2 separate regions of the Homo sapiens genome follow, and region 2 is linked to region 1. A link is a loop called in an ENCODE intact Hi-C map of the cell type or tissue named here. Cell type or tissue: prostate gland. All regions are shown on one strand. Each heading gives the region's core, and the rest is flanking DNA. Links, peaks and the distances in the headings are about the cores only. Region 1 holds the start of MIR601 (microRNA 601). Region 2 holds the start of LOC107987037 (a long non-coding RNA gene).

Region 1 (11,928 bases), core at 1,595-9,594:
GACCATTTATTCTAAATGCATTTATGCAAGCATTTCCAGTGGACACTGCTACAGACTAGGTGGGAACCGGGGAGACTCGGCATATGGAACCCACAAGGGCCTCGAAGAGAACAGCCTACCAAGCTCCCATGTCAGGAGCCATCAGCCTCCAGTGTGGCTTTGCTGGGTCACGTAGCCACAAACTTTCCAGACAGAAGTGCAGCCGTTGGCCCAGGGTAGCAGGGGCTGGGGAGGGTCTAGCCATTCAGCCTTTCTGGAAGGAGCTTTGTAGCCTGGCACCTGTGGCTGGAGTTCAGATGTTACCCGAAGATTTGGGTTTTCTTTTTAAAAAGAAGAAAAAAGAAAGAGCAGAAGAAAACCATGCCAGTGTCTCCTGGACGAAGGGGCATGGGTTGGGGCCTGCCAGGGAAAGGCAGGCTGCCGTCGGCCTGCGTGTGAAGCACTTTATAAGCTCTGTATTTATTATTTCTTGCTCACCATTAAAATCAAATGTACTCAGTGCTTTTGTATTCAATACACATTTAACCCTGCCGACTTAGATTTCTCAGGTTTTAAATCCAGTGGGGAATTGGCTGGCTTCCCAAGTTTCCCCTCCAGTCCCCCTTGAACAGAGCTGGAAATCTCTGTTTAGCATTTTCTCCCCGGACGCGGCTGGGATCCTCACACCGGTGGGGCCAGTCACTGTTGTGTGTGCCTGTGGGTTTCTTCCTTCATCACCAGTACCCACCCTTCCTAAGCACCCCCGAAACATGGGTGTGATCGCTGAAATATGACAAGACTTGTCTGCATCGTCTGTGATTCGGGCTTCATTAAACCGTTTTGTCTGTGTGTGTCTGTGCCTGGTTGTGGTCTGCCACCGTGTGTGTGTGAGGGGGTGTGTGTGTGAGTGTGTGAGTCATACGTGTGCCTTCACCTCTTGCGCGTGCCTCTGTGAGTGTGTATTTGTGAGATAGTGTGTACACGGAAGTCTGGAGGCCTCGATGTATCTCGGGATGGTCAGGTCTGTGAGTGTAATTTTGTGTCTGGCTTTGTCCACACTAGTCAGGTGTGTGTGACTCTGGGTGGGTCGGCAGCCATGCTGGTGACCAACCGCCTCTGGGTCTGGCGTGTCTTTCTCTCCCTCCCCAGCCTCCGAGGCTCCAGCTCCGTGCTCCCCACCCCCCCGCCCCTCCCCCCCTGCTCTGTCTGTTTTATCATCCCTAATGAAGCAGTCTCCTCCACCGATCCCGCTGATTGCCAACCCATTCCTTTTGTTTGTTGGCGCTGAGCCATTCAGCGGCACTCTGACAGCTCAGCTCGTCTAATTAGCTCTGTTGTTCTTTTTCCCCATGTTTCACCACGTTGCAAGTTCAGTTGAAGTTGCCACAAACTTAATCCCCCCATTTCAGCCACAAGTTCACATTCTTAACCCGCCTTTATTGTAGCAAGGAGCAGCCCTGTGCAAGGATGAGCTGACAGGCCTTAAAGTCTGACCTTTCCTGAAAGCTCTGCCCCGGGGCCCCGCGGGGCAGGGGCAGAACTGCTCCTTCACCCTACCCACACTCCTGCTTTTGTGGGCAGAAGTTGGGGGTGGGGATCATTCCAGCCAGGTGACCCTGTTGACCAGCTGCCAGAGCTGGGGAAACCAGTGCAGAGTCAGAAGGGGTGCAGGGATACCCACTTGTTTATTCAGCACGTGTTGACTGAATGTGAGCTGTGTGGCAGGCCCAGCTCTAATCACGATGATACTCGCAGCGTCATTATGCACTTCTCAGATTCCGAGCAGCAACATTCATTCGTTTCTAAAAATCTTGCTGAGCAACCATGACATACCAGGCAGTCCACAGAATGCGAGGCAGGGGTAAGAGAATCCTAAAACTCATCTTCTAATTCAGAGACACCCACTCATCGTCTTCCTTTTGTTGTTGACAAGAAGGGACATCCAGGTCACAGAGGAGCAGGATGAGCATTTATTGAGCCCCCATTGTGTACCAGACCCCTTGGGGGGACTTTCCCTGTATCCGGGCTTCACAATCACCCCACAGATGAAGACAGCCAGTTTGGTGGAATGCCTTTGGTGTTTACCACATCCCTGATATGCCAAACCTGTCTGAGATCAGACTGGCCACTCCACAGGAAAAACTTTGGTTAGATCAGACGTGCGCAGACCTGAGGGCTTGACAAGACTCTGTAAAGACTTGTCTTTTATGCAGCCAGCTTCTATCATCTGTGTCCCTAAGCCACCGTGCCGTGTCACCCACAAGCTTCTGGGGGGTGGGGGGTACGATGTTCAGGAAAAAGGGTGGGCAGGAAGTGGAGTGTGTGCCTGCTTCCCTTCCCTGTCTTGTCCTGGAAACTCAAAGGGTGGGCAGGAAGTGGAGTGTGTGCCTGCTTCCCTTCCCTGTCTTGTCCTGGAAACTCAAAGGGTGGGCAGGAGGTGGAGTGTGTGCCTGCTTCCCTTCCCTGTCTTGTCCTGGAAACTCAAAGGGTGGGCAGGAAGTGGAGTGTGTGCCTGCTTCCCTTCCCTGTCTTGTCCTGGAAACTCAAAGGGTGGGCAGGAAGTGGAGTGTGTGCCTGCTTCCCTTCCCTGTCTTGTCCTGGAAACTCAAAGGGTGGGCAGGAAGTGGAGTGTGTGCCTGCTTCCCTTCCCTGTCTTGTCCTGGAAACTCAAAGGGTGGGCAGGAGGTGGAGTGTGTGCCTGCTCCCTTCCCTGTCTTGTCCTGGAAACTCAAAGGGTGGGCAGGAGGTGGAGTGTGTGCCTGCTTCCCTTCCCTGTCTTGTCCTGGAAACTCAAAGGGTGGGCAGGAAGTGCAGTGTGTGCCTGCTTCCCTTCCCTGTCTTGTCCTGGAAACTCAAAGGGTGGGCAGGAAGTGGAGTGTGTGCCTGCTTCCCTTCCCTGTCTTGTCCTGGAAACTCAAAGGGTGGGCAGGAAGTGGAGTGTGTGCCTGCTTCCCTTCCCTGTCTTGTCCTGGAAACTCAAAGGGTGGGCAGGAAGTGGAGTGTGTGCCTGCTTCCCTTCCCTGTCTTGTCCTGGAAACTCAAAGGGTGGGCAGGAAGTGGAGTGTGTGCCTGCTTCCCTTCCCTGTCTTGTCCTGGAAACTCAAAGGGTGGGCAGGAGGTGGAGTGTGTGCCTGCTTCCCTTCCCTGTCTTGTCCTGGAAACTCAAAGGGTGGGCAGGAGGTGGAGTGTGTGCCTGCTTCCCTTCCCTGTCTTGTCCTGGAAACTCAAAGGGTGGGCAGGAAGTGGAGTGTGTGCCTGCTTCCCTTCCCTGTCTTGTCCTGGAAACTCAAAGGGTGGGCAGGAAGTGGAGTGTGTGCCTGCTTCCCTTCCCTGTCTTGTCCTGGAAACTCAAAGGGTGGGCAGGAAGTGGAGTGTGTGCCTGCTTCCCTTCCCTGTCTTGTCCTGGAAACTCAAAGGGTAGGCAGGAAGTGGAGTGTGTGCCTGCTTCCCTTCCCTGTCTTGTCCTGGAAACTCAAAGGGTGGGCAGGAAGTGGAGTGTGTGCCTGCTTCCCTTCCCTGTCTTGTCCTGGAAACTCAAAGGGTGGGCAGGAAGTGGAGTGTGTGCCTGCTTCCCTTCCCTGTCTTGTCCTGGAAACTCAAAGGGTGGGCAGGAAGTGGAGTGTGTGCCTGCTTCCCTTCCCTGTCTTGTCCTGGAAACTCAAAGGGTGGGCAGGAAGTGGAGTGTGTGCCTGCTTCCCTTCCCTGTCTTGTCCTGGAAACTCAAAGGGTGGGCAGGAGGTGGAGTGTGTGCCTGCTTCCCTTCCCTGTCTTGTCCTGGAAACTCAAAGGGTGGGCAGGAGGTGGAGTGTGTGCCTGCTTCCCTTCCCTGTCTTGTCCTGGAAACTCAGCAGTTGTGGCATCCCATCCGTGGAGAAAGCAAGCCCCCTGCCCCGGCAGGCTCGGTTGTTTTTATCAGCAATGAAATTCAGAGATAGACTTTCTCAGCTTAGCTCTCAACCCATCCCTCTCGGGCACTGGGAGTGTACAGAGATGGCCATGCCAAATTTAAAGCCATGTAATGTCGACTGGACCAAATGAGTATCCTTCTAAGGGCACCTAGAAATTCTCAGCCTAACATCCATCACGAACTCTGGCAGGGGATGAGGGTGTCTTTCTCTGTGGGCCCTCATGTTCGCTTTCAGAGACAGCGGGTCAGAAAAACCCATCCCGCTGCTGCAGCAGCTGTGGGGTTAGGAAGTTGGGTCCTTCCTGATGTGCCCACTGCAGACCCTCCCACTAGGTCTGCTCAGTGCATGTAGCTACACAAGATGGGCAGCATCCAGGCTGAACCCTGCTGGGAGGACTAGCACAGGGATGCTCTGGGAAGCAGAAAGACGATTTGTAGTGGCACTCTCTCATGCCTCTCTTATTTAGAGAGGAAAATAAGCACCCTGTGATTCTGTTGTAAAAAGAGCAAACTAAGCATGTTCACCCTAAAAACAAGTGTAAGCGCAACCTTTTCTTTCTACAAAACCAGCTTCTGGGCATCAGAGGAAGATGAGAGGGAATTGTCATTGATAAGGGCCTCTTTGTTCCGGGTCCTATGTAGACATCATCTCATTGGACCCTCACCACAGCCCTGCAAGGAGGCCAATGGAACTATCCTCATCTTGCAGATGAAGAAACCGAGCTTTCCAGGAGCACCCTTCTGATTTGAATAGGCCACAGAATTCCAGTTAATGTGTCTGTCTGCTGCCTATTAGATGGTGATGTTTCTGTGATAGGCTGGGCTTTTGTAGCCTGTAGCTTTGAAAATCCCTAAACGTTTTTTGGGGGGGCCGTTTATCCAAATGTTCAGAATGTACCTGTATGGCTTTTCCAACTCACTCCTTCTTGGGGCTCTCCCCCTGTACCTCCTCTAGGTGCGCCCACCTCGTCCACATGTTGTTAAGAGACCAAAGAGCAACATCGCAGTGGAAGGCCGGAGGACGTCTGTGCCGAGCCCTGAGCAGTGAGTATTGTGCCTCTCCCCTCTGTCTGTAAGAACCCTGTGTCTGCGGAGCCAGCACTTTGCGAAGCCCAAGCGTGTAGCCCCGGCCTTTGTGAGGCTTCCCCGGGGCTCCCAGCGGGTGTTTCACAAAGGGGTCATTCAGGGAACAGGACTTGATCTTTTACTCGGTCTGGTTGTCACACCAGTGGGAGGCCCCAGAGGCCAGGGAGCCGGGCACTTGGGCTGGATTTCGAGGGGTGGGGTCCAAAGCATACTTTGCTGGGTTCAGAAGAAGGTCCTAGGCCTCTTGTGCTGAAGATGCCGAGTCAGTAGGTGAGGGTTAGAACCTGGTGAAGGAGGCCAAGTGTTGAACTGGATCCACCCACCTTCCTAGGCCTCCATGGCCGAGAACCTATATACAGGACTGCCCTCATCCACTGCCCCAGACCCACCAGGACCCTTTGCCCACCTGTGCCGGAGGATTTATGTTACTGTGGTTTTTCTTACCCATCTCCCTGAGACGCGGAGCTCCCTGGGTGTTATGCCCAGCACCTCCCGTAGGACTGGCCTAGAGTCACCTGCTCAGGAGGCGTGGGGTAGATGAAGTGAATGAGGGGGGCAGAAAGACAAGCAGTGGACTGAAGTGGACCTGCCTGTGGTGGGGTGAGGCAGAAGGCTGCAGATAGCCCCGAGTCCAGACCAGAGCCATCTGCAGAAGGTAGCACTGCTTCCCTTTGTCCGCAAAAGGAGCACAGCCCTCAGTCTCTATCCAGACAACTCAGCGGCTACACGCTGACTTCCTGTGATGCCTTGAAAAAGTGCATGAGTTCGTCTTGGTCTAGGATTGTTGGAGGAGTCAGAAAAACTACCCCAGGGATCCTGAAGTCCTTTGGGTGGAAAGGGGGAGGCCCCCATGTCTGTCTGGCTCTCAGAAAATGGGAAAGAAGGTAAGGGACATGGCAGGTCCCAGTCAGAGTTGGAGCAAGAAGGAAAAAAAATGATTTCGAGCTGTCAAGCTGGGGCCTAACCCAAGTTGCAGTTCACTTCAGCTCTCCAGGATTTTCTGGTTGATAGCGAGGGTACGGTCTTTAAGGAACCAGCCCACCCAGACAGCCCTCAGACTTTGCCCAGAAAGTTCCAGAATTATATGTGTGCGTGCGTGTGTGTGTGTGTGTGTGTGCACGTGTGCGCTTGCACACAAGGATGCTCAGTTATTAGACATTTGGAAGAGAGGACTCCTGAAGCTGGGTTAAGTTTAACTTTTGCTCTGCACAATAGCCTGGTGGGAACATGAGGGATGGATTATGATTGCCCCCTTATGGAGAGAACGCTGCATGGCACCTGAGTGCCTCGGACTAAAGATTCCTCCTTAAGGGGATGAAATTTGTCACATTTCTTTGAAGTCCCCTCTTTAAAACTGGACTAAACCTTTTAGACACTGTACCAGGATACAGGGTCACAGGCCTGTTGATATTGAGATGTAAACCCAGAATATTCTTGCATTACACAGAAACACCATTGCAACACCAGCTACACTCCACATCCTACAGAAAAGCATTACCCATTTTGCGGCCAAGTTCCCGACGAGAGGCTGGACCTCTTCATCACATTGACTTACGCCGTTGCTTTTCCAGACTGGGCAGAGGGGCTGACTTCGCAGTGTGTGCCAAAGAGCCGGTGTCTGATAATCCCATTTTCCTGCTTATCACCTGAACTGTGTCAGTATCACTTTTAGTTTTGTTGGTTGGTTGGTTTGTTGTTTGTTTAATATGCCCTGTTTTCTACTTCTGTTGGAAAATATTTGGGGTTGAAATAAACCAGTGGGAGCATGGGAGCCAGTTTGGTGGTTGGCAAACTACCAGTGATAGAAAACAAATGACAGGTTTTCTGTGAGCGTACGTCACAGTGGCTCGGGCCCACAAGGAGACAGAGGGGTACGTTTCAGGACATCATTCCAAGGGTTTCTGTTCACGTTTGTTTAACGAGGAAGGGGAAGTTGTTCTCCCATAATACCAGTGGTATTTCTAGTGCAACCCGGGTGTTTTTCTACGCCTCTTCCCATGCTGCTTCCCCACCCCCCCACTGTGCTCCGCCCCTTCCAAATGCCATGTCACAACAGCACTTGGATGTGTTTTTCTCAACTGTCATCAGCTCCAGCTGGCAGGACCAACTTCTTGAAACACAGGAAGCATCCAGCGGAAAATATTTTAATAAAACAGACTCCTCATAAAATATTGTTCGGGGGAGGGGGAAGAAACCGGCTCCACCAATCTGTCGGCATTGTATTGGGAGATGTGAGAAGCCAGGCTGGCAGCAGGGGCCCGATCCTAATGGGCCTTTGTCAGGTGGTGGTTCCGTGTTGGGCACACGGACTTGGTGCCTGGCCCTTTAATCTGGCCTGGGTTTTCTTGAATCACAGATCTTCATCTCCACTGGGAATATCAAAGTGCTTGGGAAACTTAGAAGACTGGGGCAGCAGAAGGGGATGCAGGATCTTTGAAGTGGAGAGGAGAGATTCATTCCTCCTGACTTCTTGCCCCAACTCTCACTTCCAATTGCACATTAAATAATCCCAGCACTTTGGGAGGCCAAGGCGAGCGGATCACCTGAGGTCAGGGGTTCGAGACCAGCCTGGGCAACATGGCGAAACCCCGTCTCTACTAAAAATACAAAAATTAGCCGAGTGTGGTGGCGCACCCCTGTAATTCCAGCTACTCGGGAGGCTGAGGCATGAGAATCACTTGAACCCAGGAGGCGGAGGCTGCCGTGAGCTGAGATCACACCACCACACTCCAGCCTGTGCAACAGAGTGAGACTCTGTCTCAAAAATAAAATAACCAGCTTTGTGGACAGCAAGATGGGGCTGATTAAGAGTAAGACTGTCTCCTGGAGTAGCTGAGCATCCTGGGACTCATCAGGGCCCAGAAACACTAGCCAGCCACTCTCTGGCCAGTCCACCCCTGAAGTTCATTTCTTCCTTCCCAGCTGATGTCCATCCCTCCATCATTCCATCTGTCCATTCGTGCATTCATTCATTCAGCAAGTATCTTTGAAAACCTACTAGGCGCAAGCACGGACGATTTTTTTAAAGGAGGCCTTAAAAGGGAGTCCCCATGCTGACTCTTGGTTGACTTGCATTTTCCCAAAATGAAATTTTCCTGTGTCAAATTTTCTTTCTGAATCAATGATAGGTTTCCTAGTCCCTTAAAACTGGCCGTTGGCAATTGGAAGAAGACTTTTTTGAAGATTTGTGGGGGAAACATTCCCTTTACTTTTCAGGTAACATTACTTGGTTAATATTCAGTTACTAAATCTCTTCAAGAAGTACTGGCTACTTCCATTACTATTCAGAGCACAGCTGATGTGACGCCCAGGGGCTTCCGTGGGGCAGGGATCGGGGTAGGAGGGATCCTGCATGAGAGGCTGTGGGTCAGACACCAGTCAGCAGGGGGCGCGGTGGAGCACCCATTGATTTCTAGGCCCTCTTGGGCTAGCATCGTTTCTTCCCGAGTGGGAGCTCAGGCCCAGAATGTGGATTTGACCAGTCTTCCCAAGGTCACCCAGTTGAAAAGTGGCCAGGCCAGCATTCAGAATTCTTGATTTCATTCTCTCCATGACATTCTGATGCTGTCCTTGGAACGGGGCCCTTCAGGGTTCATCTTTAGTCTGGCTTTGCCCAGAGAGACAGCTCCACATCCTAAAATGAGATGATGGCCTGCCCAGCAGGCCACCCTTCCTCTCTGGCTCCCTGAAGGCTGGAGTTGGGAACCGGATCTGTTCAGTCTTCTCACCGCCAAAGAAACCATGTGCACTGGTGCCTGAGTGTTTCTTCTTGGGGAAGGAAAGAGGAATGACATTCACCAACATCCCTTAAGGTTGTCAGAGGTATTAGCCGGGCATGGTGGCGTGTACCTGTAGTCCCAGCTAGTCGGGAGGCTGAGGCATGAGAATTGCATGAGCCCTGGGGAGTTGAAGGTTGCAGTGAGCTGAGATCATGACACTGCACACCACCCTGGGCCTCAGAGCGAGACCCTATCTCAAAAAATAAAATAAAAAAGATTGTCAAAGGTAGGTGGTAGCTTTCCCATTGAACAGACAGAAAAACTGAGGCTCAGAGAGACTTTCATAACTTGCCCAAGGTTTCTCAGGGCCAGAAAATGGTAGGATCGGCTGTCTGATGACAGAAGCCTGGTCCATTCTTCTCTACTCTCCAGGCTTTTTGTTAAGACCTAATTATCCTCACGTGCTTCTCTGACTGGTGGGGACGACGGCTACGGCAGTGAGCACAGTGAGGTTCACAGCTCCCCTCCTATTAAAAGCAGGCCACGGCCGGGCGCGGTGGCTCACACCTGTAATCCCAGCACCTTGGGAGGCCGAGGCGGGCGGGTCACTTGAGGTCAGGAGTTCAAGACCAGCCTGGCTAACATGGCGAAACCCCGTCTCTACTAAAAACACAAAAAATTAGCTGGGTGTGGTGATACATGCTTGTAATCCCAGTTACTAGGGAGGCTGAGGCAGGAGAATCGCTTGAACCTAGGAGGTGGAGCTTGCAGTGAGCCGAGATCACACCATTGCACTCCAGCCTGAGTAACAGAACGAGACTCTGTCTCCAAAAAAAAAAAAAAATGCTGTGTGGTGGTTTCCATGGGGTGCGCACAGCTGCGAGGCCCCAAGTTATCTTCCTTTTGGTCTGCCAGGTATAGGTAAATTGCCCATCCAACTGGGTGCTTAGAAAGAGCCAATGGTGGCCGGGCGCGGTGGCTCACGCCTGTTATCCCAGCACTTTGGGAGGCCGAGGCGGGCGGATCACGAGGTCAGGAGATCAAGACCATCCTGGCTAACACAGTGAAACCCCGTCTCTACTAAAAAAAATACAAAAAATTAGCCGGGCATGGTGGTGGATCCCTGTAGTCCCAGCTACTCAGGAGGCTGAGGCAGGAGAATGGCGTGAACCCGGGAGGTGGAGCTGGCAGTGAGCCGAGATCGCACCACTGCACTCTAGCCTGGGTGACAGAGTGAGACGCCGTCTCAAATAAAAAAGAAAAAGAAAAAAAAAAGCCAATGGCAGGCTCTGAAAGGCAGCACTGTGGTCTGAGCCGCCGGGCCCCTCATGATGGCACACTGTGTGCAGACTAAGGCCAAGGCAGGGAGTGACACACTGATCCCGGGGTGCATCTCTCTGCCAGGCAGCTAGTCATTTGTTCCCTGCTGGGAAGTGGCAGTAGGGGCTGGGGCACTGGCCCTCACAGAGTTGCTGAGAGTATGGAGGGAGATAATTACAGGCATCTGCCACCTGTTTAATCTTCACAGCCCAGATGTAGGGCTGTCTTCTGAGTCTTAAGGGTTAAGGGGCTTGCAGCTGGTTGTGGATCTGAGGTGCCCCTCCTGACAACCTGCATGCAGAGCCAAGTGCTTTCGACTGCACACCTTGTCTCCTAATGGGTGAGACACTGAACACTCTCCAGTCACACGAGGGTCTTGACTGGCTGCATCCTGGTTATTTGAAGTTCCACTGTACTAAGTAAGAAGGGTCCAAACTCAGCCACCAGGGCCCAGGGCTGCTGCCCAGCTCACTTCTCTGGCCAGATCCGTGCAAAATCTGCTCTTTTCAGGTAATTTTTGGTTTGTAAAAATTACCCGGTAGCCTGATAGACAATCTGGAATGTTAGGGAAAAGAGACAAATTCATTCTGAATCCCATTACTTTCATTCCACTACATATTAGCATTCCTGGAGATCCATGCCCAGTCTTTATCCTGCATGTCTTTTATAGAGCTGCAACTTCCTTGCAATATGCCAGCATGTGGACTTGTTCCGTGTGTCTCTGTAACCCCTATTGTCTGTGACTGCAGAGGATCTCATTGTGTGTATGCTCATGGTCTGCCTAACTATTGCCCTCATACTGGATCTTTAGATCCTTTCCAGGTTTTCATTAATATAAAAAATGCCAGGGTAAATATCCTTATTCTAGGCTGGGCACGGTGGCTCATGCTTGTATCCCAGTACTTTGGGAGGCCAAGGTGGGTGGATCACTTGAGGTCAGGAGTTCGACACCAGCCTGGCCAACATGGCAAAACTCCGTCTCTACTAAACATACAAAAATCAGCCGGTCTTGGTTGCACACACTTATAATCTCAGCTACTCGGAAGCCTGAGGCAGGAGAATCATTTGAACCCAGGAGGCAGAGTTTGCAGGGAACAGAGATCATGCCACTGCCCTCCAGCCTGGGCAACAGAGTGAGACTCTAAAAAAAAAGAAAAAGGAAACGGAATTATTGACAACTCCCATTAACTGGGAATGTGCTAAGCACTTTACATACACCATTTCATTGAATCCTCACAAGAAATATGTAGGGGGAGGTCTTATGAGATCTATTTTATAGAAATAGCTGAGACTTCAAGAGATTGTCACTGCCCTTGGTCACACAGCTAGTTAGTAGCAGACCTGAGCCTCAAACATGCCTTGTTAAGACCAAAAGCCTTTACCCTTAACCAGTTGTAAGAAGATTTCTGCTCCATATTGCTGTATAACTTTCTGAAGAATTGTACCACCTTATACCCTCACCAGAACTGGACTCCCGGACATCTGATTCTGAGGGACCCAGAGAAACATGTGACTGGCATTCAAACATGTGTCCGAATCCTTCTGGACAAGGAAAACTTCTGTAGGCCATGCTAGCTAGGTAGACAGTCTCTACCCCAAATGCCTGACCCTTGCTGCCTAGGAATTGGAGTGTCTGATCCTCTGAATTGCACTGCGTGACCCCAGCACCAAAGCCCCAGAAGATTAAAATAAGATCAGAAGAAGCTGCCAGAAGCATTTAGTGAGAAAACCCCGCCCGAAGCCCAGGTCTCAGAACACTTTGCAAGGGACTCTGGACACTCACACACATGCTCTGGCAAAAGCTGGCGTGCCGCTTGTGCACGTTCAACGGCCTTGCCCTCCTCGAGCCTAGACTCAGCATAGCCTCAGCAGATCAGTTGCTCCCAGCTGTGGATCACACAGGGGTAGAGCACTTTC
Region 2 (11,928 bases), core at 2,204-10,203, 640 kb before region 1:
TGGGCAAGAAACAGGTAACAGAGCCTGCTTTTAAGTAAGGAACTAGGATGTCGGGCTAGGGAAACTGCATATTTTACACATGCTATGTGTATGTGGTAACCGCTCAGAAAAAAAAAGAGAGAGGGAGAAGGAAATGTATATAACTCAGAAAAATCACCAAGCAAAAGAGTAAAAGTTTTCATCTGAGATCTGAGATTAAATGCCAGCTTCGATACTTTCTTGGACAAGTTATCTCCGCTATCTAAACCTTAGTTTCCCCACCTGTAAAATGGGGATAAAAATATTGTCCACCTCAAGGATATACATGGGGAGGGGATGGGGAGAGACAGCAAGCGTGCAAAAGTGTCAGAAGGTTGACACTTGGTGAATCTAGGAAGGGCACGTACGAGTTCATTGTACTATCGCGCATTTCTGGAATTTTGAAAAAAATTCAAAACAAAAAGTTTCCGCCGTCTCCCCCTCCTCCCTCCTCCCCTGATTCCTGGACCCATTTTTCCAAGCACATTGTACTCCGAGCACCACCAGCCTAGCATAAAGCTGGGGTTGGAAGCCAGGTGACCCTGGTGACGAGGCCACCCCAGCGTCACTACAGGCCCCTTACCCCTCTCTGTGCGCGCGGGTGAAGAGGGTCCTTTTCCTGCCGGACCCCTGCAGGTCGGAGGTTGAGGACCACTGCCCCTGGTTATGTCTTGCAGGGAGAGGACCCAGCTGTCCCCTCTGGGACTGGGAGGACAGACGCCCCCCCGGGGGTGCCATTCCCCGCCCCCCGCCCACCGCGCGGGCTCTCTCCGCGGGGCCTGTGCCGGGACACGCAGGGAACCCCGGCCCTGGCACAGCCCCTATCAGATAAGGCCGCCTCCCCCGCGCTGGCAGCCCAGAGCCGGCGAGGAGTTTACGTAAGCCCGGTTGTTGATGGAAAAACAAAAGCAGCAACAGGCGTTTCCCGGCCTGCTCGCGGGGAGCCGCGGGCCCCAGACGCTGGCTCACCCCAGAGAGGACCCGTCCCGACAGCTCCCCGGGGGCTCGGGCTGAACTCCGGGGGTCCCATGTGTTGGAAGACCAGCTCTCAGGGGGCCACCCAAAGGCTCCCCGCACCCTAAGCCCAGGCCACCCTGCACGTGGGCCCAGCAAGCGGGAGGCAGTTAATGAGTGCTTGTTCTTAACCCTTCTCCTGCCAGCCCCAGCCGCACCGCCTGCGCACCCCCAACCCGCACCCCCTGCGCCCCTCCCCTCCGCGCCCTCCCAACCCCTCCGGGGCCCGGCTCTGGCCCCACCCCCGCCCCGGGCTCAGAGCCCAGGGGACCCGGTCCAGGCATCCATCAGCAGCACTCCATGAATGCCTGCTGCGTGCCCGGCCCTGCTCACGGGCGGCGGTGAGGGAGGGATGGGAACCAGGAAGGAACGGCGGACTGGGCCTGTGCTGAGAGAAAATTAGGGGAGAACTCCTCTATATACGGAGCCTGCTTTCCTCATTTAAAATTGAGGAAAGCTAGCTACTCAGGAGGCTGAGGTGGGAGGATCGCTTGAATCCGGGAGGCGGAGGCTGTAGTGAGCCGAGATCGCGCCTCTGCCCTCCAGCCTGGGAGACAAAGTGAGACTGTTTCAAAAAAAAGAAAAAAAGAAAAAAGAAAAGGAGAGCTAAGGCAGACCTTCACAGAACTGTGGGACGAATGAAAGTGGACAAGTGAGGGTGTGTCTCACCCCCACCCACATCCATCTTTGCCTGGAGGGAGGCGGAGGGCCGGGGTTCAAATCCCAACTCTGCCAGTTGCATAACCTCCACCTTATACCTAAATCTCTTTATCTGTAAAAGGAGACTAATACTTGTACCAACCTCAAGTTTTGAGAATTAAGTACCAACCTCAAGTTTTGAGAATTAAGTGAGACATTTCGAGGATTAAAAGAGATAAATACTACACCCTTAAAATCATAACTCGTGTCTGGCACAAAATATCCCACAGGACCACGTCACCGTGGAATGTAAATATGTCACAGCCACCTGCCCTTTCTGTCTCAGCACAGACATGTGTCTTTCAGGGTGGCCTCATGACCTCCCATCCTGAGTCCACTGGTCCAGTGGTCCAGTTATATTCCCTCACCAGTTCCCATCAACCCCCTCTTTTCTTCTTTTTCCTTTTTAGAGACAGGGCCTCAATCTGCCACCAGGCTAGAGTGCGGTGGTGTAATCACAGCTCCCTGTAGCCTCGAAGATCCTCCTGCCTTGACCTCCTAAAACTCTGGGATTGCAGGTGTGAGCCACCACACCCAGCCTCCCATCAACCCACTTCTCTTGATAACCTCTCTTGCCTGTGGAACCATGTATTCCCTGCCAGCCTGGGCACCTACTTTGTGCCAGGCCCAGTGCTGGCCCTGGGCACTCCATGATAAATCACATTTTGGTCCGGTCCTCTGGGGGTCCAAGTTCAGAGGGGTGGAGATACATGTATACACAGAGCCAGGACCAGTGAAGAAACCCAGTAGAATTTGGAATGACTAGAGGATGTTATAAGAATCACAAAGGATCGGCCGGGCACGGTGGCTCACGCCTGTAATTCCAGCACTTTGGGAGGCCGAGGCGGGCGGATCATGAGGTCAGGAGATAGAGACCATCCTGGCTAACACGGTGAAACCCCGTCTCTAGTGAAAATACAAAAAAAAAAAAATTAGCCGGGCATCATGGTGGGGGGCGCCTGTAGTCCCAGCTACTCGGGAGTCTGAGGCAGGAGAATCGCCTGAAGTAGGGAGATGGAGGTTGCAGTGAGCCAAGATCACACCACTGCAATCCAGCCTGGGCAACAGAGTGAGACTCTATCTCCAAAAAAAAAAAAAAAAAAAAAAAAGAATCACAAAGGATCATGTGGGCACAGCGTTAGCAAGCAAAGGATCATGTGGGCACAGCGTTAGCAAGCAGCCCGACACACAGTAGCACAGGAGGCATACCCCCAAACCATAATTGCCTACAATCATGCTGTTTATTAATAGAGAGACCTAGAATGCTGACTCTGCCATTTACTTGCTGTGTAACCTTGGAAAAAGCACTGTCTCTTTCTGGGCCTCAATTTTCCCCATTCATCCAAGGGAGATGCTAATATTAAATACTCATCTTAAGACTCTGATGAGAGTTGCCGGGCGCAGTGGCTCACGCCTGTAATCCCAGCACTTTGGGAGGCTGAGGTGGGCAGATCACCTGAGGTTGGGAGCTCGAGACCAGCCTGACCAACACGGAGAAACCCGTCTTTGCTAAAAATACAAAAATTAGCCGGGCGTGGGGGCACATGCCTGTAATCCCAGCTACTCGGGAGGCTGAGGCAGGAGAATCACTTGAACCTGGGAGGCAGAGGTTGGGGTGAGCCGAGATTGAGCCACTGCACTCCAGCCTGGGCAACAAGAGAGAAACTCCACCTCAAAAAAAAAAAAAAAAAAAAGACTGATGAGAGTCAAAGAGTCAAAGTCAATGCACATGGAAGCACTTTCTGGACTCTTAGAGGGTTAACACTATCAGCAATGACCTAACCTATCAATGTCAGTGGGAGAATACAGCCTGGGATACAGGACCTGGCATCAGAATCCAGCCCAGACACCCCTTGTTTTGTGACCTATAGCAAATGGCTCAGCCTCAGTTTTCTTGTCTGTAGAGTGGGAATAACAATACCTACCTCCTAGGTCACCACAGGGAGCCAAAAAGATCGCAAAAATAAGGGCAAATACTTGCTGCACGTATTCAATGGCAGGATGGGTTTTAAAGTATATGTGTGTGTGTGTGTGTGTGTGTATATATATATATATATATGTTCACCTCCTGTCATTTTACAGTGGGGAAATTGAAGCAGAGACTTTAAGCAACTTGCCCGAGGTAACACAGCTGGACAACATTGCTGGGAAATAATCCTGGCTCTGGTGAGGTCCAAGGTCCTCACCAGCCTGCATCACTGCCCCCCCAGAACTTAGCAACAGCACATAGTCAGGCCTCAGCAAACAGTAGCAATCATTCTGTTTCTTTTAATATGTTGTGTTGATATCATCATGATCTTAATTACTCATCAATCCCTTCCCAGAGCAGGGCAAGCTGGAGCGCTTTGAGAGCTGGCGCCAGGATCCTAAAATGCAGCCAGAGCTTTGTTTCCTCATCACACCCAACCCGAGCCAGCCCATGGAACGGCGCGGGGGGCAGGTGGGTCCAGTGCTGGGGCTGGGTGCCCTCGTGAGCATGAGTATCACATGCCCCTCTTTGCCCAGTCTGGCATTGGACACCCACCCGGCTCCTGGAGCAGGGCAGGGCCAGGAGGGGGAGGCAGGGGCAGACACTGGGCCTTTTGTGTCCTGCTCCCCACACAGCCCAGCCCAGAAAGTCGTCCTCACCCCAGCCTCGGGCTGGGCGAAGGGTGCACAGGGCCCTCCTGGGAGAAGCAAGAATTAGGCTGGAGTTGGGATTCCAGCCAAGACCCTGGCTCCACTGCTTTCTGGCCGAGTGTTCCTGGGCCAGTGCCCCAGCACTTCAGCCTGGCTTTCTTGTCTCTAAAATGAGGCATAAAGAGCTGGCCTTTGGTGCAGGTGGGGGTCAGGGGAGACAGGAAAGGAAAATATTGGTCCTGATGGGGCTGAGGGAAGCAGACAGGACAGGGGGGCCGCCACCCTTCTGTTAGGTGGAAATTGATTAGGGCTTTCGCTCCCTCCTCAGGCAGGCTCAGCTCACCCCTCAGCCCCAACACACACCCCAACCTGCATCACACGAGCAGAAGCCACCCTGAACAGCTGTGTACACCTGAACAGTCATCACACGGACTCACACAAACCTCTGAACACAGACACACACATCTGAGTACACACACATCTGATTACACACACACACACCGCTGATCACAGACGCACTCACAGTCGGACATACTTGTACACATCCCCCTAAAAATAAACAAAAACACACACGTCTCAACACATACAGACGCTCCCACACTAACACCACGGCACAGCCACACTCAGATTCCCTGACAGCAGCACACATCACAGACCTCCACCCAGCCCCACCGCAGCCCCACCCCCACTCATCACACGCCATACACAGGGTCCAGTCCTGGGAGTGGGGGGCCCGCAGGGAGAGTGAGCCCTGGGGGCACCCAGGATGGCGGTCTGGAGCTGCACAACCCTCACCCCTTCCATACCGGAGGACCCTCTCAGGCTTGAGCCCAACACCCCTGCCCAGAAGCCCGAGGAATGAGGCTAAGGGAGAAGAGGACCCTGGGGGACCCACCGCGTGCCAATGCCTGTGCCGTGAGCTGCCATCTGCCTAATGCAGTACGCGGCACACGTGAGGGCTCAAAAGCGTCACTCCCAGTTTTGGAGCCCAGGAAAGCGTCCGGAGCCCGAAACAGCTCTCCGGAGTCCCCGACACCCCTCCCTGAGGGGAATTTCCTCCGCGAAGACCCCACCCAGCCTGCTGAGGAAGTGAGAGACCCGGGGCGATGCCGCGGTGCCCCGCCAGGGGGCGCCCTCGTCCGGCCCCTGCGGCGGCTCTGCAGCCCCAGACCCGGCGTCCCAGCTCCGATGGCCGCGGTGCCCGGGCCGGCTCCCCCGGGACCGTGCCTCGGTCCGGGCTGGGGGCGCCCCCGCAGGATGTCTGCTCTGCCCACCTCGCCGGATCCGACCTCGGCTCCGGCTTCCGCCCCCCTCTCCCCAGTCCCCAGGGACCTCCTCTTACAGCTCCAGGCCCGCGGCCACCCCCATGCCCGGAACCGCCCCAAGCCCACCCCCACCCCAAGCTCTGAAAACCACTGCGGCCGTCCCAGAGTGGGAGCCCTCCCTCTCCTCTTTTCAAGGGGCAAGCACGCTAGAGGTGCCTGAATGGAAAGACGGAGCTGAATAAATAGCAACAGCTCCCAGGAACTGAGCACTGCGATGAGCCAGGCACTCTGCTAAACGCTATGGCTGCGTGAGTTACACCATTCAACGTTCACGAAACCCTAAGAAGTAGGTGTCATCACTACCCCCGTTATACAGACGACAAATCCTGGAAGCTCAGAGAGGTTCAGTACTTTGCCCAGGATCCCACAGCAGTAAGCGGCAGGACAGAATCCAGCACCGAACCCCTAAGGACTAGACTCTCAACCATAGTGAACGCTTATGCTAACATTTACCCTCTCCAGGACTTAGGAACTATTTAGGAGGGACTCATCCGGGCCAGGAGTAATATGAAGATGGAGAGGCTGAGTCATGGAGCTTACACTAGCAGGAAAGAGAGAGTATAACATACTTTCAAAACAAGAACCCACAGATTCATACTGAACCGGGCAGTCACAGGCCAGCCCCACGTGGCCCTGTTGGCGTTGGGGTAGGGATGCGGGGAGAACAGACAACTACAGTTGGTTTATTCCCTCTTCCTCCACCTAGCCAGATGTCCCATTACCTGGTGGCTTTAGGAGCCCCCTCACATCCACCCCTGCCCCCTCCAGCCCTGCATGGTGAGAAGGGTGGAAGTGACAGCAGAGAAGGTTCCAGAGAGGAGGGGACATTTGAGCAGGAGTTTTTGAGAAGACCCTCAGGCAGAGAGCCCACCCAGTGTGCAAAGCACTGGTGAGTTTGGTGCACCTGGCTGGCTTTAAGCCCAAAGATGGGTAGGTAGGTCCCAAGTCCTGCACCAGAGAAGTGGGCAGGGACTAACTTGTGACCAAGCCTCAAATGCCAGCTTGAGGACACTCTTACTCAGGATAGCTGGGAAATTCAAAGAAGAGAAGCACTGGGTAAGTGTCCCAGGTCCCTTTCATGCCTCCTCCTTCTGACTGGGAGCCCCTTGAGGGGAAAGACCAGGCCAGCACTTGGATGTCTCAAAGCCATCAAAAACTCAGCAAATCTAAACCACAAATCCCCGAGCATCTTCCCCCTTCCTCTTCCTGATGACTTTCCTCATTGCAGTGAAGGGCCACAGCATCCACCTGGTTATGATCCTGATCCCTCCTGGCTCTCCCTCCCCCCATAGCTGGTCCATTCCCTCTGCCTCCACCTAGCCAGATGTCCCATTACCTGGCAGCTTTAAGAGGCCCCTCACATCCACCCCCTGCCTCCTCCTCCCCTGCCTTCATTTCTAGCTTCCTGGTGCTCTTGGAATTGAGGCCCAGACATGCTGCCTGGAAAGCCCCTGGCTGTGTCCTCAGCCCCACCTCCCACCACCTTGGCCCTTGCTCTGAGAGCTCCGGCCACACTGGCCACCTTTTAGTGCTGTGGACCTCTGAGCCTCAGGGCCTTTGCACATTCTATTACTCCTTTCTCCCCTCCTCCCACTTGCGAGTTAATTTCCATACACTTAGCTGGTCTCTTACTGATGATTTTCTCCAAGAAGCTCTCCTTTTCCTTGCCCGTGTATACACTCTCATGGTCTCACATAGGCCTCATCACAAACATCAGTAAGTACTTTTGAGGTTGTTTGGCATTTGTCTCCCTTGGTAGATTCTGAGCTCCATGAAGACAGGGACCATCATATTCGCTCATGACCCCACTGCCCAGCAGAGGGCCTGGCACTCACTAAGTGTCCCTCAGCCAGACAACCCCCTCTCTGCTGCATCCCGGCTAGGTGCCCACATGTAAGCCCCTTCCCCTCTTTGAGCTTACCCTGATCATCCCTAAGATGAAGGATGTGCCTGTCCGAATCCCTGAGGGACTTTTAAAAAATGCACAGGTCATTGTCATCAATCATCATCATCAAGTTGGAACCAGGGAGTGGGTGGAGTATAGAGGTTACAAGAGTGAGTGGATGTTGGCCAGGCACGGTGGCTTACGCCTGTAATCCCAGGACTTTGGGAGGCTGAGGTGGGCGGATCACAAGGTCAGGAGTTTGAGACCAGCCTGGCCAACACAGTGAAACCCTGTCTCTACTAAAAATACAAAAAAAAAATAGCCAGGCATGGTGGCAGGCACCTGTAACCCCAGCTACTCGGGAGGCTGAGGCAGGAAAATCGCTTGAACCCGGGAGGCAGAGCTTGCAGTGAGCCAAGATCGCACCACTGCACTCCAGCCTGGGTGACAGAGCTAGACTAAGTCTCAAAAAAAAAAAGACTGAGTGAATGTTGATAACTGGAAGCTGAGCAGGGAGTACATGGAGGTTCATTGTACCCTTCTGTTTACTTTGTATATGTTTGAAATTTTCCATGATAACAAGTTTTTTATAAGACACACCAGCCTGGGCTCCTCCCCAGGAAGTGGTGGCGAGCCAGTAGGGGAATGTGGAAACGCCGCTGGAGTGGTTCTGACGAGCAGCTCCGGCCAGAGGCTCTTCTAGGCTGCTTCCAGCTCCAAAGAATTAGCAGTGATTCTCTTTCTCCTGTCCACATGGGTGCTGTTCACTAGCGGAAAAATACCACACCCTGAGCATGTGCTTCTGCCCTCTCCCCAAGTCCCTCCCCCCTACTCAAACACTTCTAGGTCAATTGCCTGCTCTTCCAACTCAGAAAGTACCCCCAACCACCAGTCTGTATTGGCAGCCTCTTCTGGACTCCTTGCCTTCTTGAATGCCTAGTCCCAGCTGCCTTCGCACCTGGTCTGCATCTGCCAGCCCCTAGCAAGGATCGCAATTTCCTAGGTACCCCTAGCCACCATGCCTGGCGCCAGGGACGAATTGACTCATGCTGGCTGAATTCAATTGAATTGCCATGGAAATGTCTCTGTGGCCCCTGAACTGTGTGATCCTGGGCAAGTGGCTTCTCCTTGGCTTCCTTCTGTGTGAAACGAAGTGCTCATCCCTGCCTCCTAGAGGCAAGGATTCAATGAGATAATAACTGTAAGAACGCATCACCAGTTGCAGAGTGTTACACAGGACTTTCACCACTTGCAGAATGAGACTCTCCCACCTTGGGCTCCCATAATTCCCAGGCTTCCTTCCTGCTGGACAGTAGCTGGCTATTGTACCTGTCTCCCAGAGAGGCTGGGAGCCAGAGGGAAGGGCTGTTGGCCAAATCATCTCCACATCACCAGTCTCGGGTGCCCAGCACTGGGTTGAGGAGAGAGGGAGGGACAAAGAGTAAAAAGGAAGGTATAAAGGGCCTGCTGGCAGGCTGGGTGCAGTGGCTCAAGCCTGTGATCCCAACATTTTGGGAGGCCGAGGCAGGCAGATCACTTGAGGTCAGGAGTTTGAGACCAGCCCAGCCAAAATGGTGGAACTGCATCTCTACTAAAAATACAGAAATTAGCCAGGTGTGGTGGTACACGCCTGTAATCCCAGCTACTGGGGAGGCTGAGACAGGAGAATTACTTGAACCTGGGAGGAGGAGGTTGCAGTGAGCCGAGGTCACACCACACAGAGTCCCCAGGAGCCAAAGAGCCCACAATGTCCCTCCCTGGGGCAGCGGCTGGCAGGTGTAGCCTGGAGTTGTCCATCCTTGCCAGCAGGTCATGCAGCCCACAGCAACAAACACTGCTCTCCAGGAAGCCAGTGCTGCCACGTGGGACTCCAGCATAACTACAAGGAGGAGAGGGGTCCTGTCACCCAAGGAAGAGCAGGGGAGTCCTGCTGCACCTCCAGGCCCCTGGCCTCATCACGTTCCCCAGCCTTAGATAAGGCCCCCTGTGAGCTGAGTTTCACCAGCCTCTCCAGGACATCCCCACCCGGGAAACTGCCCTCCACTCATGAGCCTGCGGCACATCCTCTTGCCTGTGACCTGGGCTGCTCCTCAGTCAGGAATCCTCCCTGGCTCCCTTCTCCATCTGATCACCTTCTGTTCATTCAAGAGCCCAACCCAACCCATCTCCTCTTTCAACTTTGAGACAATTCCTCACACCATCACTGTGGCCCCCTGGGAGTTAGTCACACCATGAATAAAGCAGGTACATAGACTTTCACTGAATCCCCACAGCACCCTGCAAGTGAACACCATTGGTCCCATTTTACAGATTATGAGACTGAGATTCAGAGTGGCTTAGTATCTTGCCAAAACTTTCAGAGCAGAGAAGAGTGCGAAGGTCTCTTCCCTGTGCTCCAGACCTGCCCACCTTGGAGGAAGGGAGACTTGGCAGGGTGGGGTAGGGCTAGGGTGGAGACCCCAGCCCCTGAAGACCACCTAATGCCAGGCCTGGGTGTGGGTCTCAAGAACAAGGTGTCTCTCCATATTCATAGAGGGTTGGGTGGCCCCCGATCCCCACTGCAGTCAGCATGCGGGGAGGTTTGGATAGGTCCCCAGAGCTGCAGGTGGCTGTGGCGATGGTACTGTCTCCCTCCCTCCCATCATGGTGGACAGAGCTGGCCTACCAGCCTCAGCACCTGCCTCCCCTCACCTGCTGTCACTCAGTCTGAATTGCCGCTGATTTACCTGTCTGGCTTTTATTTATTTATTTTTTTTGAGACCTACTCTTGCTCTGTCACCAGGCCGGAGTGCAGTGGCGCGATCTCGGCTGACTGCAACCTCTGCCTCCTGGGTTCAAGCGATTCTCCTGCCTCAGCCTCCCGAGTAGCTGAGACTACAGGCACATGTCACCACGCCCAGCTAATTTTTGTATTTTTAGTAGAGATGGGGTTTCACCATGTTGGCCAGGATGGTCTCTATCTCTTGACCTCGTGATCCACCCACCTCGGCCTCCCAAAGCGCTGGGATTACAGGCGTGAGCCACCGTGCTCCGCCTCTGTCTGGCTTTTGAGCTCACCTCTCCCTCTCCCTCAGTGTCTCTCCTTACCAGCCTCACAGGAGCCATCTCTGTTTCTTCTGCTGTCTCTCAGTCTTGGTCTCTCTCAGCCTCTGAGTCTGTCCCAGGGTCTCCCTTTACCAAGTCTTCCTTCTCAATCTCAATCTTTCTGTGTCTCACCATCTCTCCCGTGTCTCTGTCTCCATCCCTGTGGGTCTCTGCCTCATCACTCTCTGTGTTGCTGTTTTATTCCCTTCCTCTCTCTCCCTGTCTACTGCCTTTCTGCCTCTCTCTCTGCCTATGTCTCTCTCTCTCTCTCTCTCTGCCTCTGTATCTCTGTCTCTGTCCCTGTCTCTGTTCCTATCTTCCCAAGTCTGTGTGTGTCTTAGTCTCTGAGCCTGGGGAGAGCAACGCCCCATCCAAGGTGTCCCCACCCCTGGCCCAACAGCAGCCCTGGCTCCTCAACGTGCTCTTATGCAGGGGTGGGGGACCCCCGGGCATCATTCCAGGGCCCTCTCCAACTGGGTGCCAGTGCTGACAGACAAGATAGGAATCAGACTCAGCTTTGTTGGTGCCTGAGCAAGGGGCACAGCGGGCTACGCGGGGGCGTCTGGGTGCCTGTGAGCATCTGCATGTGTGCACACCCGGGTTTATGAGCGGGTCTCCCTGTGTGGGGTGGTCTGGGTGTCTGTCTAGGTGGATTGATGAGCATCTGGGCCTGTTTACGTCTGTCTGCGAGCATCTGTGTGTGTGTGTGACGTTGTGTGGTGCTGTCTGGGTGTGAGGACCTTAGCCTGTGGGTCTATCTATCCATGAATGCCTCAAGAACGTGCATGCGTGCATGTGTGTCTGTGGGCACCCGTATGAGTTGCTGGGGGTAACTGGCGTCATGGTGTCTGTCTGTCTGCAGTCCAGGCCCTCTGATTGCATTCCCTCACAGAGTCATCAATGGGAGACAGATTCCATGACCCCATTGGGCAGGTAGAAAAGTTGAGGTTCTTAACCCTCTTGCTTGCGTGGGTAACTATGAACATGTGTCTGCTTGAGGGTAAGAGCCTTGGATCTGAGGGCATAGACCTGGCTCAAAGCTTGGCTCTTCCATCACTAGCTGTAAGTAGGCTAATCTTGCTAAGCCTCCTGAATTCATTCAGCAAAAAATGTATCGATCAAAAACAGATTTTTTTAAATAGGAGCTATCTTGGGAGGGATTGAAGGAAGGGGCCTTAAGGGAGACTTCTGGGTGCTGAAAGTGTCCTATACCTTGATTTGAGTGGTAGTTAAATGGGTGTGTTCATTTGAAAGACATTAATCAGGCTGTTTATTACAGACTTG

Evidence for each region. Peaks named below come from ENCODE experiments on the same cell type or tissue, not always from the same donor. Only the 100,000 strongest peaks of a DNase experiment are listed, where the experiment ranks them.
Region 2: it touches region 1 in a loop (10-fold over the local background); 46 of 110 quality-filtered maps call a loop at or near these places.

What each region holds. Positions count from the first base shown.
Region 1 is chr9:123,396,404-123,408,331 of GRCh38, reverse strand. It overlaps DENND1A (DENN domain containing 1A), which reads left to right. Exons shown (of 24, transcript NM_001352964.2): 21 at 4,842-4,930. It overlaps MIR601 (microRNA 601), which reads left to right and starts at 5,729; the gene lies at 5,729-5,807. RefSeq lists enhancers at 5,105-5,726, 9,907-10,407. In prostate gland, for the core only: CTCF peaks have their summits at 6,248 (motif pointing left) and 8,290; no DNase peak of the experiment used is centred there; H3K27ac peaks cover 608 bases.
Region 2 is chr9:124,034,711-124,046,638 of GRCh38, reverse strand. It overlaps LOC107987037 (a long non-coding RNA gene), which reads right to left and starts at 10,991. Exons shown (of 3, transcript XR_001746580.2): 1 at 10,648-10,991. RefSeq lists enhancers at 309-1,104, 4,665-5,197, 5,198-5,732 and silencers at 5,276-5,335, 5,376-5,585. In prostate gland, for the core only: a CTCF peak has its summit at 5,442 (motif pointing right); a DNase peak (open chromatin) is centred at 5,468; H3K4me3 peaks cover 815 bases.